Linked DNA regions of Homo sapiens: region 2 is linked to region 1. Evidence: chromatin contacts called from ENCODE Hi-C or POLR2A ChIA-PET data. All regions are on one chromosome and are shown on one strand. Each heading gives the region's core, a stretch centred on a gene start or an enhancer-like site at or near the end of the contact. The rest is flanking DNA. Distances are from core to core; before and after follow the strand shown. Region 1 overlaps ATP2C2 (ATPase secretory pathway Ca2+ transporting 2). Region 2 overlaps USP10 (ubiquitin specific peptidase 10).

Evidence for each region. A loop is a pair of places that touch in the nucleus more often than their neighbours do. ChIA-PET counts read pairs that join two places held with the same protein, here RNA polymerase II (POLR2A). Pooled maps may share reads with other maps.
Region 2: a pooled map of psoas muscle shows a loop between it and region 1 (7-fold over the local background). The contact joins two enhancer-like sites. A Hi-C loop is called at or near these places in 2 of 50 pooled maps. POLR2A ChIA-PET finds 5 or more read pairs at or near these places in 2 of 52 experiments (MCF 10A and SK-N-SH).

What each region holds. Positions count from the first base shown.
Region 1 is chr16:84,389,701-84,394,901 of GRCh38, forward strand. The region is part of intron 1 of ATP2C2 (ATPase secretory pathway Ca2+ transporting 2); the gene reads left to right. Among named protein-coding and RNA genes, the nearest start is that of ATP2C2, 24 kb to the left of the region's middle. Within about 2 kb of position 2,016, at least 3 of the 41 ENCODE cell types and tissues checked have a DNase peak (open chromatin) inside an H3K27ac peak, as active enhancers do.
Region 2 is chr16:84,721,995-84,727,195 of GRCh38, forward strand. The region is part of intron 1 of USP10 (ubiquitin specific peptidase 10); the gene reads left to right. Among named protein-coding and RNA genes, the nearest start is that of USP10, 25 kb to the left of the region's middle. RefSeq lists enhancers at 4,069-4,363, 4,488-4,537, 4,763-5,201. Within about 2 kb of position 2,762, at least 5 of the 41 ENCODE cell types and tissues checked have a DNase peak (open chromatin) inside an H3K27ac peak, as active enhancers do.

The sequences.
Region 1 (5,201 bases), core at 766-3,265:
ACTTCACTCTCACTGTTTCCTTTTTTTTTTTTTTTTTTGAGATGGAGTTTAGCTCTGTCACCCAGGCTGGAGTACGGTGGCGCTATCTCCGCTCACTTCAACCTCTGCCTCCTGGGTCCAAGCAGTTCTCCTGCCTCAGCCTCCCGAGTAGCTGGGACTACAGGCATGTGCTATCACGTTTGGCTAACTTTTTTGTATTTTTAGTAGAGACAGGGTTTCACCATGTTGGCCAGGCTGCTTTCGAACTCCTGACCTCTAATGATCCACCCACCTCAGTCTCCCAAAGTGCTGGGATTACAGGCCTGAGCCACCATGTCCAGTCTCACTTTCCTTTATCCCACGGCAGCCCTGTGGACCCCGGCTGTTATACCCTTAGCCCCCCACATTCCAGGGGAGGAAACTGAGGCACGGGCTAGGCTTTGGTCAAATATGTTGAAGCAATGCATGTCTGCATAAGCCCTCTAACAGGGAAGATCATTAGGGTCTAACGCAGTCCAAGTTCGCAATGAACCGAATCCCGGGGCTGGACGGGAGGGCGCCACAGCGGGGCTGGACTGAGGGAGGCTGTTCGCCCGGAGGTGCCGCTGGCTCCCTTGCTCTGGAGTGAGCTCACAGCTCCAACTCACCTTTCAGCAAGGGCCATACGTGCACTTCGTGGTCCCCTCGGGAGCCTCTGGTAGGTTAAACGTCAGTCCTGAGCTGCGCTTGTTGGGTGCAGCTTCTCTTGGAAACCTTTCTCTTCTAGGCCGTTTCCTTGGGGCTAGGGAGGCTGCGCTCACCGTCGCCCGCGTGGGTCTATCTGCAGCAGGCAAATAACATCTTGGGGGTTCCAAAGGAGGCACAGACACAGAAGATGGATGTGAAGTAGGCGGGACCGTGACGTCCATAGAGACAGGAAGCAGATGAGTCGTTCCGGAGGCTGGAAAGGGCGTGGGGAGTGCCTGCTTCCTGGGCACAGGATTTTCCTCTGGCGGGCGGTGAAAGTGTTTGGGGATGAGCTCCACGTGGTGCCTGCACAACATTGCAAAGGTACTAGATGCACTGAACTGCATGCTCTAAAACAGTTAATTTTTTGTTATGTGGATTTCATCTTATAAAAAGCTTTAAAAAGGGAAACACAAAAGAAAAGGGGGCCGGGCGCGGTGGCTCACGCCTGTAATCCCAGTACTTTGGGAGGCCGAGGTGGGCGGATCACCTGAGGTCAGGAGTTTGAGACCAGCCCGGCCAACATGTTCAAACCCCGTCTCTACTAAAAATACAAAAATTAGCCCGGCGTGGTGGTGGGCACCTGTAATCCCAGCTACTCGAGTGGGTGAGGCAGGAGAATGGCTTGAGCCCTGGGGGCAGAGGTTGCAGTGAGCCGAGATCACACTGCTGCACTCCAGCCTGGGTGACAGAGTGAGACTCAGACTCAAAAAAAAAAAAAAAAAAAAAGAAGAAGAAGAAGGGAAGGTTTGGTTCTGCCTAAATCACCTGTGATGGAGAGGGAGAATTAGGGACACTCTCTGACCTTTACCAGGATGCGCCACTCTCATTACAAAAGGAACACTTGCGATTCACAGTGGACTGATGTCTACAAAGTAACAAGAAGCTACAGCCTCGGACCCTTCAGCCCCACAGCCCCGGGGCAGCTACTGCCATCTCTCGCATCTTCTGTGGACGCACATACATGCTGTTATGGTCAAGGCGTGTCCTCCCAAAAACATGTTGAAGCCCTAACCCCTGGTACCTGTGAATGCAACCTTATTTGCAAATAGGGTCTTTATCCATGCAGTCAAATTAAAATGAGGTCACACTGGAGTTGTGTGGGCCCTAACCCAATGACTGGGGTCTTTATAAGAAAAGCAGACAGAGACGCTTGGGAATATAGCCATGTGCTGGCAGAGGCAGAGACTGCTGTGATACGTACACATGCCAAGAACGCGGAAGATTGTCAGCCACCGCCAGAAACTGGGAGAGGAAGAAAAGATCTTGCCTGCAGGGTTCAATGGGAACGTGGCCCTGCCAGCATCTTGGTTTCAGAGTTTTAGCTTCCAGAACTGAGAGAACAAATTTCGGTTGTTTTAAGCCACCGAGTTTGTGTTGGTTGTTTGTTACAGCCGTGGAGACCAAGCAGCCATGGGAAACTCACACACAAAGTTGAATTGAAACTGTTTCCAAGTTCTTTTATGTGACTCCCGTTCCCTCCCCTCCCTTCATCTTTCCTTCCTTCCTCTTTTTTTTTTTAAAACAAAACTAGGATTATATTACGACGATTGTTCTGCAAAAGGTTTTTTTTTTAATTTGATGACATATCAGTGACGTCTCCTTAGGTCAAATCATATAACACCTCTTTTCTCTTTAATTTTATACTATTTAATTTTGTATTTTGTATTGGAGAATTCCAATCATATGCAGAAATAGACAGAATAATGGAATGAGCCCACATGACTCTGTTACCCAGTGCCAATGAGGGGAGCCAATCTTGACTCCTGTCTACCCCAGATTGTTTTGACACAAATCTCAGGCTTCCTAGCATTTCATCTATAAATATTTCTGCATATCTATGGCTAAAGAGAAGAACTCTTTAAAATATCACAATTACCATTATCATATCATAAAATATTAACAATTAGAGAAAATCAAATATTGGCCAATATTGAGGTTCCCTTGGGCTCCTAAACACTGCTTCACGCTGGTTTATTCAAATCAGGACTCAAGTGAGGTCCCAGCCTGCACTTGGCTGGGGTCTCTGATGGTTCTCTGCGTCTGCACGTTTCATCCTTGTGTTTTTCGTTTTGAGATGGAATTCTGCTCTTGTTGCCCAGGCTGGAGTGCAGTGGCGTGATCTCAGCTCACTGCAACCTCTGCCTCCTGAGTTCAAGTGATTCTCCTACCTTAGCCTCCTGAGTAGCTGGGATTACAGGTGCCCGCCACCACGCCCGGCTAATTCTTATATTTTTAGTAGAGATGGGCTTTCACCATGTTGACAAGGCTGGTCTCGAACTGCTGACTTCAGGTGATCTGCCTGCCTTGGCCTCTCAAAGTGCTGGGATTACGGGCGTGAGCCACTGCGCCCGGCCCATTCTTGTGTTTTTGTTGTAGTTTACATGCTGGGGAGGCCGGGCTGTGTGTCCTACAGTTCCCACAGTCTAGTGATCATGTCCCCATGGTGTCATTCAACGTGTCTATTATCTCCAGTATTTCCTGTCAACTGGTGGGTGGGCCTAGAATGGAGGCTTGGTGCAACTCAGGAGATGTGTTTGGCTGCCTGACAGCGTAGGTGCATCATGGCTGATCAACCTTCCTCACGATTTACCCTGAGTTTGTTTCCAGTTTTTGAGTGCCTCAGCTTCAAGGTGGGCCATTCTGGGTCATGGCAATGTCCTGATCAGCAGCGGGCACGGGCCCACTTGGAGAGAAGAAGTGAGTGTGTGTTTGGGGTTGGGTAGAGGGATGGGGGCCGTACCAGAGTCTGTAGTTTCTGGAAACAGAGTGGACAATCCTGTTTTCAACAAAGGATACATTAAGTGCCATTTAGATTATGGAGCTGTGTGATTGGAATCAACCCGGGGCAGATTAGGCCCCCGGGCCCCTATGCATTCTTAAGGAGATGAGGGGGGTGCCCAGGTAAGCATCCCAGGTAGGAGTCTCCCAAATGCAGGGCGAGGAGTGGCAGCGTCCACGAGCTCAGTCACCAACCCAGGGACTCTGTTTCCTGACTGTCACGAGACTGGACTGAGGCAGAGCAAGCCCTCACTTACAATGTATTGGGTCCAGGGCTATGTCCCGGTGGCCTTGAAACACCGAAATGACCTGGAGATCTGGCTGAAGTCGGTTGAGAAGTGGATAGGAAATGAAAAGATAGAGACAGCAAGTATAGACACTCCTTCTAAAAGCTCGATGTTGGCAAATGAGGAAGGAGCAGGTGTATTTCCAATGCAAGGCCCAGAAAAGAGGTTATGTTTAAAGTGGAAACCCATGCTGAGATGTTTATGGGAGGAGCCAGCAAAGAGGGGAGGAGGATAGAGGATGGGAGGCCAGTGGATGGGAGGCTATGGGTGTGGGGGGAGTGGGGGTGGAGGGGGCTGTGACCGACACAGGTGGGACCCAGGAGAGAGTCAGGAGGACGGTTTCTAAGTGGTGGACGGAGTTCCTGCCTGTAGCTTGTAAATGGCTTTAAAAAAACAAAAAGGCTAGGCATGGTGGCTCACACCTGTAATCTTAGCACTGTAGGGGGCCGAGGCAGGTGGATCACTTGAGTCCAGGGGTTCAAGACCAGCCTGGGCAACATGGCAAAACCTTGTCTCAATTAAAAATACCAAAAAAAATAAAAAAATAAAAAATAAAAAGGCCTGGTGTGATGACACACACCTGTAGTCCTAGCTTCTCAGGAGGCTGAGGTGGGAGAATCAAATTGCTTGAGCCTGGGAGGCGGAGGTTGCAGTGCACCAAGATCACACCACTGCACTCCAGCCTGAGCAACAGAGCAAGACTCTGCCTCAAAAACGAAAAACAAAATTCTTATTTTATTGAGGTGAAATTCACATAACAAAATCAACCATCTCACAGTAAACATTGTAATGGGATCTAGTACACTCACAATGTCGTGTGACCACCACTTCTATTCAGTTCTGAAACATTTGAAAGAAACCCTGTACCCATTAGCAGTTTCTCCCCATTCCCCCTTCCCCAGTCCCAGTCTGCTTTCTGCTCCTACGAATTTGCCTGTCCCGGGCCTTTCCTATGAGTGGACTCACATACCGTGTGGCCTTTTGTGTCTGGCTTCTTCCGCTTAGTGTGATGTCTTCCAGGTTCATCTGTGTTGTAGCAAGTGTGTTTCCCAGGGCTATGGTCACCGAGTACCAAAAATGTGGTGGCTTAAATTTAAATGTATTGTCTCACAGTTCTAGAAGCCAGAAGTCAAAACTCAAGGAGTCAGGAGGGCTGTGCTCTCTCTGGAGGCTCCAGGGGAGGATCTGTTCCACGCTTCTCTTCAAGCTTCCATCATGGCCAGCAATCCCCAGCATTCATTGACCGATGGACACGTCACTCCAGCCTCTGCCTCCATCATCACAGGGTTTTCTCCTGTGTCTCCACATGGACTTCCCTGTGTGCATGTTTATCTCTGCAAAATTCTCCTTTTTGCAAGAACATCGCTCATATTTGACCTCATCTGACCTTGATCATTTCTGTAAAGATGCCCTCCAGATAAAGTCACA
Region 2 (5,201 bases), core at 1,512-4,011, 330 kb after region 1:
CCAGTTTGAGTTTTGACAGATGTATACACCAAAGTAGTAACTACTACCACACTCCATATATAGAACATTTCCATTGCTCAGAGAGTTTCTTCATGCCCCTTTGCCATGAATCCCCACCTTGTCCAGGCAGCTAGTGGTCTGCTTCTGTCACTATAGGCTAAGAAAGTTTGCCTTTTCTAGAATTACATTGGCCCAGAATTACACAAACTGTACTCTTTTGTTTGGTTACCTTCACCTGACCCAACTATTTAGATTTAGCCATGTTGAGTGTTGAGTTCCAGCCTTTTCAGTACTGGGTAGTATTCCTTTGTGGATGTCCCACAGTTTGCTTGTCTCTTTCCTCTTGATAGACATTTTTGTTGTTCCCACTGTTTGAATCTGCTGTTCACATTCATGTACAAGTGTCTGTGTGGACATAGGTTTTCATTTCTTGTGGGTAAAATGTGGTAAGCGTATATTCTATTCTGTAAGAAACTGCAAGGCTTTTTCAAAGCGGCCATGCCGTTTTCTATCTGCACCAGCAGTGTATGAGAATGCTTCTTCTCTGTCCTCACCAACATTTGATATTGTCAGTCTTCTTTTTTTGAGACAGAGTCTCACTCTGTCTCCCAGGCTGGAGTGCAGTGGTGTGATCTTGGCTCACTGAAACCTTCACCTCCCAGGTTTAAGCAGTTCTCCTGCTAGCCTCCCGAGTAGCTGGGATTACAGGCAGACTCCCCCACGCCCAGCTAATTTTTGTATTTTTAGTAGAGATGGAGTTTCACCATGTTGGCCAGTCTCGAACTCCCTAACCTCAAGTGATTTGTCCGCCTCGGCCTCCCAAAGTGCTGGGATTACAGGTGTGAGCCACTGCGTCCGGCTCAGTCGTCTTAATTTTATAGTACATCAATTTAAATGATAATTTTTTGTCCCTAGGAACATGAGTTCCTGTCATTGACAGCAAAGTGAAACTGAGTACAAATAGGTGGTTCTTAGTGAAATGTGCCCAGAAAGACAGTTTGAGCAGAAAGGAGGGACCAAGAAATACAGGATGCATGCCTGCTTCACACTGGAAACCGGTGGTCTTATTTGAGGGTCAAAGATGGGGGGTGGGGAATAAAGTCGATTTTAAAAGGATTGACCGGCTCCGATACCTTCTGATCACATCCAGGGTTTTTTTTTTTTTGGCCTTTTTTCCCCCTTATACACTTAAGATTTTGAAAAGTGGTTTCTCTTTAGCTTGGGAAATGGATCACATGGTAATTGTTAATGATTTTTCTTTAGGTCAAAATAGGTGTTCCTTTAAAGTGTTCTGTGAAGCTTAATTCACTTACGTTGAATAAGTCTTATATTTTAAAATATAAGTTTAAGTGTTATACTTTAAAAATAAGTGTTATTTCTTGATTGTATTTATTTGAAGATTATATTTGAGAATGAAAGATGTACTCCTAGCTGGAACATCTCTGGTGATAATAAAAACATGAGAATAAAAACCATTCAGAGTGATCAAGTTAAGACTGTCAGCCCACTGACGCCTGGGAAGTCACAATGATTGCTATGTAGTTTGGAGAAATTATTCCTTATCCTTAGATAAGCTTTTTATTTGTGTGGGTTTTTTCATCTTCCTCTTCCTGAATTCATTTGTTCAACAAAGCTATTTTGAGCACCTACTCTATGCCAAGTCTACTGCATTAACTTCTGGCTAAACAAAGATGGATCTAACTCGATTCTTGTACTTTAAAGAAATCAGCTTTATGGAGGTATAACGTATGTGCGGTGAATTTCACCCATTTAAAGTGTATATTTCCATGAATTTTAACAGATGTATTCATTTGTGTAATCACCTCCACAATCAAGACACCAGTTCTGTCATTCCCCAGAATGACATTGAGCCCCCTTGCAGCCTCTTCTTTTGTTCGTCCTTGGCCCCAGCAAAGATAGAACTGCTTCTGTTACAGTTTCTTTTTTATTGGTTTCATCTTCCATTTCTTTTTTTCTTAAGGTCAGCACCAAGGTGATTGTAATGAATATGAAAGTTGGTGGAATCTTGAACTTCTACTAGGGCTATCCCAGATAAAGTTGACTGAATTTACTCCCTAATTTATCTGCTGTGTTTCATACAATAGCAATTTTACACAGGAAGTTATTCAATAATGAGGGCTATCTATATTACCTTGCTATTTAGTACTAGTTAAGAGCAAAGCGAGTTAAAATTTAATGGCCATTTTGTAATACAGTTCTAATATAGACACAGGACTGGAAAGTTGGTAAAAGTGGGTTTCTGTTAAGTGAATCATGTTTTCTAATTTGGAGATTCAATCTGAATTCAATCTAAAATTTCTGAAGGAAATTTTAGCTCGGAATCTCCATGAAAGCACTTAATATACAGCCAACCTGTTAAAAACCATACTTTGAGAGGTAAAATGATTACTTTTTGATAGCACTTTAATAGTAGAAATAGAATATACAAACAGGGAAGTAGACACTCAATTGCAGTACTTTGACATTTGAGTTTCAAGGAGAGAGGCTGCCTGTGAGAGTGACTTTGTGATAGTTTGTCTACTTTGTTCGCTTCTCAGGACCTCTTTGCCCCAAGAAAGTAAAGCAAAATTTTGCTATAGCCCTATTAGTGAGGGAACAAAACTTCTCTTCCTCCTTCTTCCTTTGTCTGCTTCTGCCATTTGTAACACTTAGTTCAGCTTGCAGTTGGCTTGCACTGTAATAAAACTGTAAATGTCACCATGCCCTGACCCCTGTGTGTGTTGTGTTCAAAGTTTTACTCTCGTAGTCTCGCATAGTTGAGTGTGGATTGTTGATGCTCAGTGCATATTGTTAAATTGGCGAACTTCCTGGTGTGCATTCACTAGTTGATGATAGTGTCATCTCCAGATGTCCTCAGAACCACCCACACCACCTTCTGAAGTTGAAAGCACACAATGATTGTTCAGTAGATATCAGCTAGCACCCATAACTTACTGGGCTTTGATTCATAAAGCCTAGTAAAGAAATTAAAATTTTTATTTTGATATAAGTACTGACCTTTTTTAAAACTTTATTGAGATATAATTCACATGCTGTGGAGTTTGTGTATTTGAATAAATATGCATTTCAGTGGTTTTTAGTGTATTCACAAAGTTTTGCAGCTAACACCGTAGTCCATTTTAGAACATTTCATCATCCCCAAAAGAAAGCTCATGTTCATTAGCAGTCACCGCCTCCCGCTCCCCCATTCTCCTCTCCTCCCAGCCCTTGGCAACCATGATCTTTCTGTGTCTGGTAATTTGCCTATTCTTGGCATTTCATATGAATGGAAGAAACAATTTATGGCTCTTTGTGTGTGGCTTTAACTTAGTATAATGTTTTCAAAGTCATCCTGTTGTAGCATGCATTAGTCTGATGACATTTTCTTTTTCTTTTTCTCTTTCTTTTCTTTTTTCTTTTTTGAGACGGAGTTTTGCTCTTGTTACCCGGGCTGGAGTGCAAATGGCACGATTTCCGCTCACTGCAACCTCTGCCTGCTGGGTTCAAGCAATTCTCCTGCCTCAGCCTCCTGAGTAGCTGAGATTAGAGGCGCCTGCCACCATGCCCGGCTAATTTTTTTTTGTGTTTTTAGTAGAGACAGGGTTTCACCATGTTGGCAGTCTGTTCTCTGACTCCTGACCTCAGGTGATCCACCCGCCTCGGCCCCCCAGAGTGCTGGGATTACAGGTGTGAGCCACCGTGCCCGGCCTGTCTGACGACATTTTCAAACCCGTGTTTCTTAATCCTTTTTAGATCCAAGAGATCCTTTTGGAGATGGGAAGAATTTTAGAAGTTGTCTGGTCCAACATACCTTCATTTTGTAGATGAGATTAAGGCTTTAATCATGCCAAACAGTCTATTGCTCTTTTCATGTTTCCCCAAATTGAGCTTATTTGGATCAGGAGAAGAGGGAGAATACTTTATACTTCTCAGCTTCTTGTGTATTTGACTGTGACCTGGTTATACCATTTGCCACTGTGAGGCTTAGCTGTGCATCTGTGAATGGGAGATTGTTCTTAGAGATTGGTCATAGTTGTCCACCTGCCTCGGAAACTGCAGGTACAAATGCAGCAGCAAAGTATTTACATTCTTACTTCAGGGCTGATCTCCTATTTCTATCAGTCCTTTTGAAGGCAGAGAATGTTAATTTGGAACAACCTGCATATTTATTCAAATTTCCAGAGAGATGAAACTTTCAGAATGCTGTGCTGCAGCGCCCCCTAGTGCCGTGCTGTACTGATAGTCCCCAGCGTCTCCTGAAGCCGAAAGTGGCGTTTCCCGCAGTTCCGGCGGGAGAGCTGTAGCCAGCAGGTTGTGCAAGTGAACATTAGACATCTTTTCTCCTTCTCGCCTTCCTTGGGCTGAGATGGAGGAATGTGTCTTTATTGCTGAGGGCAAGGTCTTTGTTTTTCCTTTAGCAGGAACACTGGTTTTCCCACTTCGTCTAAACCTTTGCCCAGGGTTTCTCAACTCAGGCCCCCTGAGGGCCGTAGTGGCCTCCACACACCTCCAGAAGGTAAACTGAGCCAGCTTAGCCAACAGGCTATGCTTCAGGGAGGAAGGTGTCTTTTGTTCCCATCCCTGCTGTGGTGTGGGCTTGCCCCCCTTTTCTCGAAGTGTTTCTTGTATATTTTTTTCCACATCCTCTTGAGAAAGGATCAGAAAGTAAAGATGTGAACAGTGAGAGTTTTGAAAGCCCGGGATGGAGGCCGGATGGGATATGAGGGGAAGTGGTGGAGGGGAATAAATAGCTTCTCTAGTTCACAGTCTTACTTCCCCTAAAAAGGGGAAGAAATGCCTGAAGCCCTTGTACTTTGCTCCCCCGAATCGCAGGCATTTCTGTGCCGTCCCGCCCCTGGGCATTTCCTATGCAACCACAGGACGCGGGAAAGGAGCGTTTGTTACTGCTTTCTGATACCTCCTTTTGACCCCAGTGTTCTGACTCTGGCAGAGTTGCTGAAACCTTAGGGGGCTTCCCAGTCTTTCCTGATGGTATTTGGTGTAGCTGTGGGAAGGGCAGAGTTAGCCGCAGCAGTGTCACAGTTTCTGTGGTGTGGCATGGCTGACAGGGCCTCCAGGTACCTGCTTTTATTTTAATGACAGCCACCAATATGTCCTAAGCTCTGCACTTTCTTTGAAATTACAAGAAACGATGAACTTACTCGTGCTTTTTAGTCTCCCGTGTGAACTGAATTGTTCTG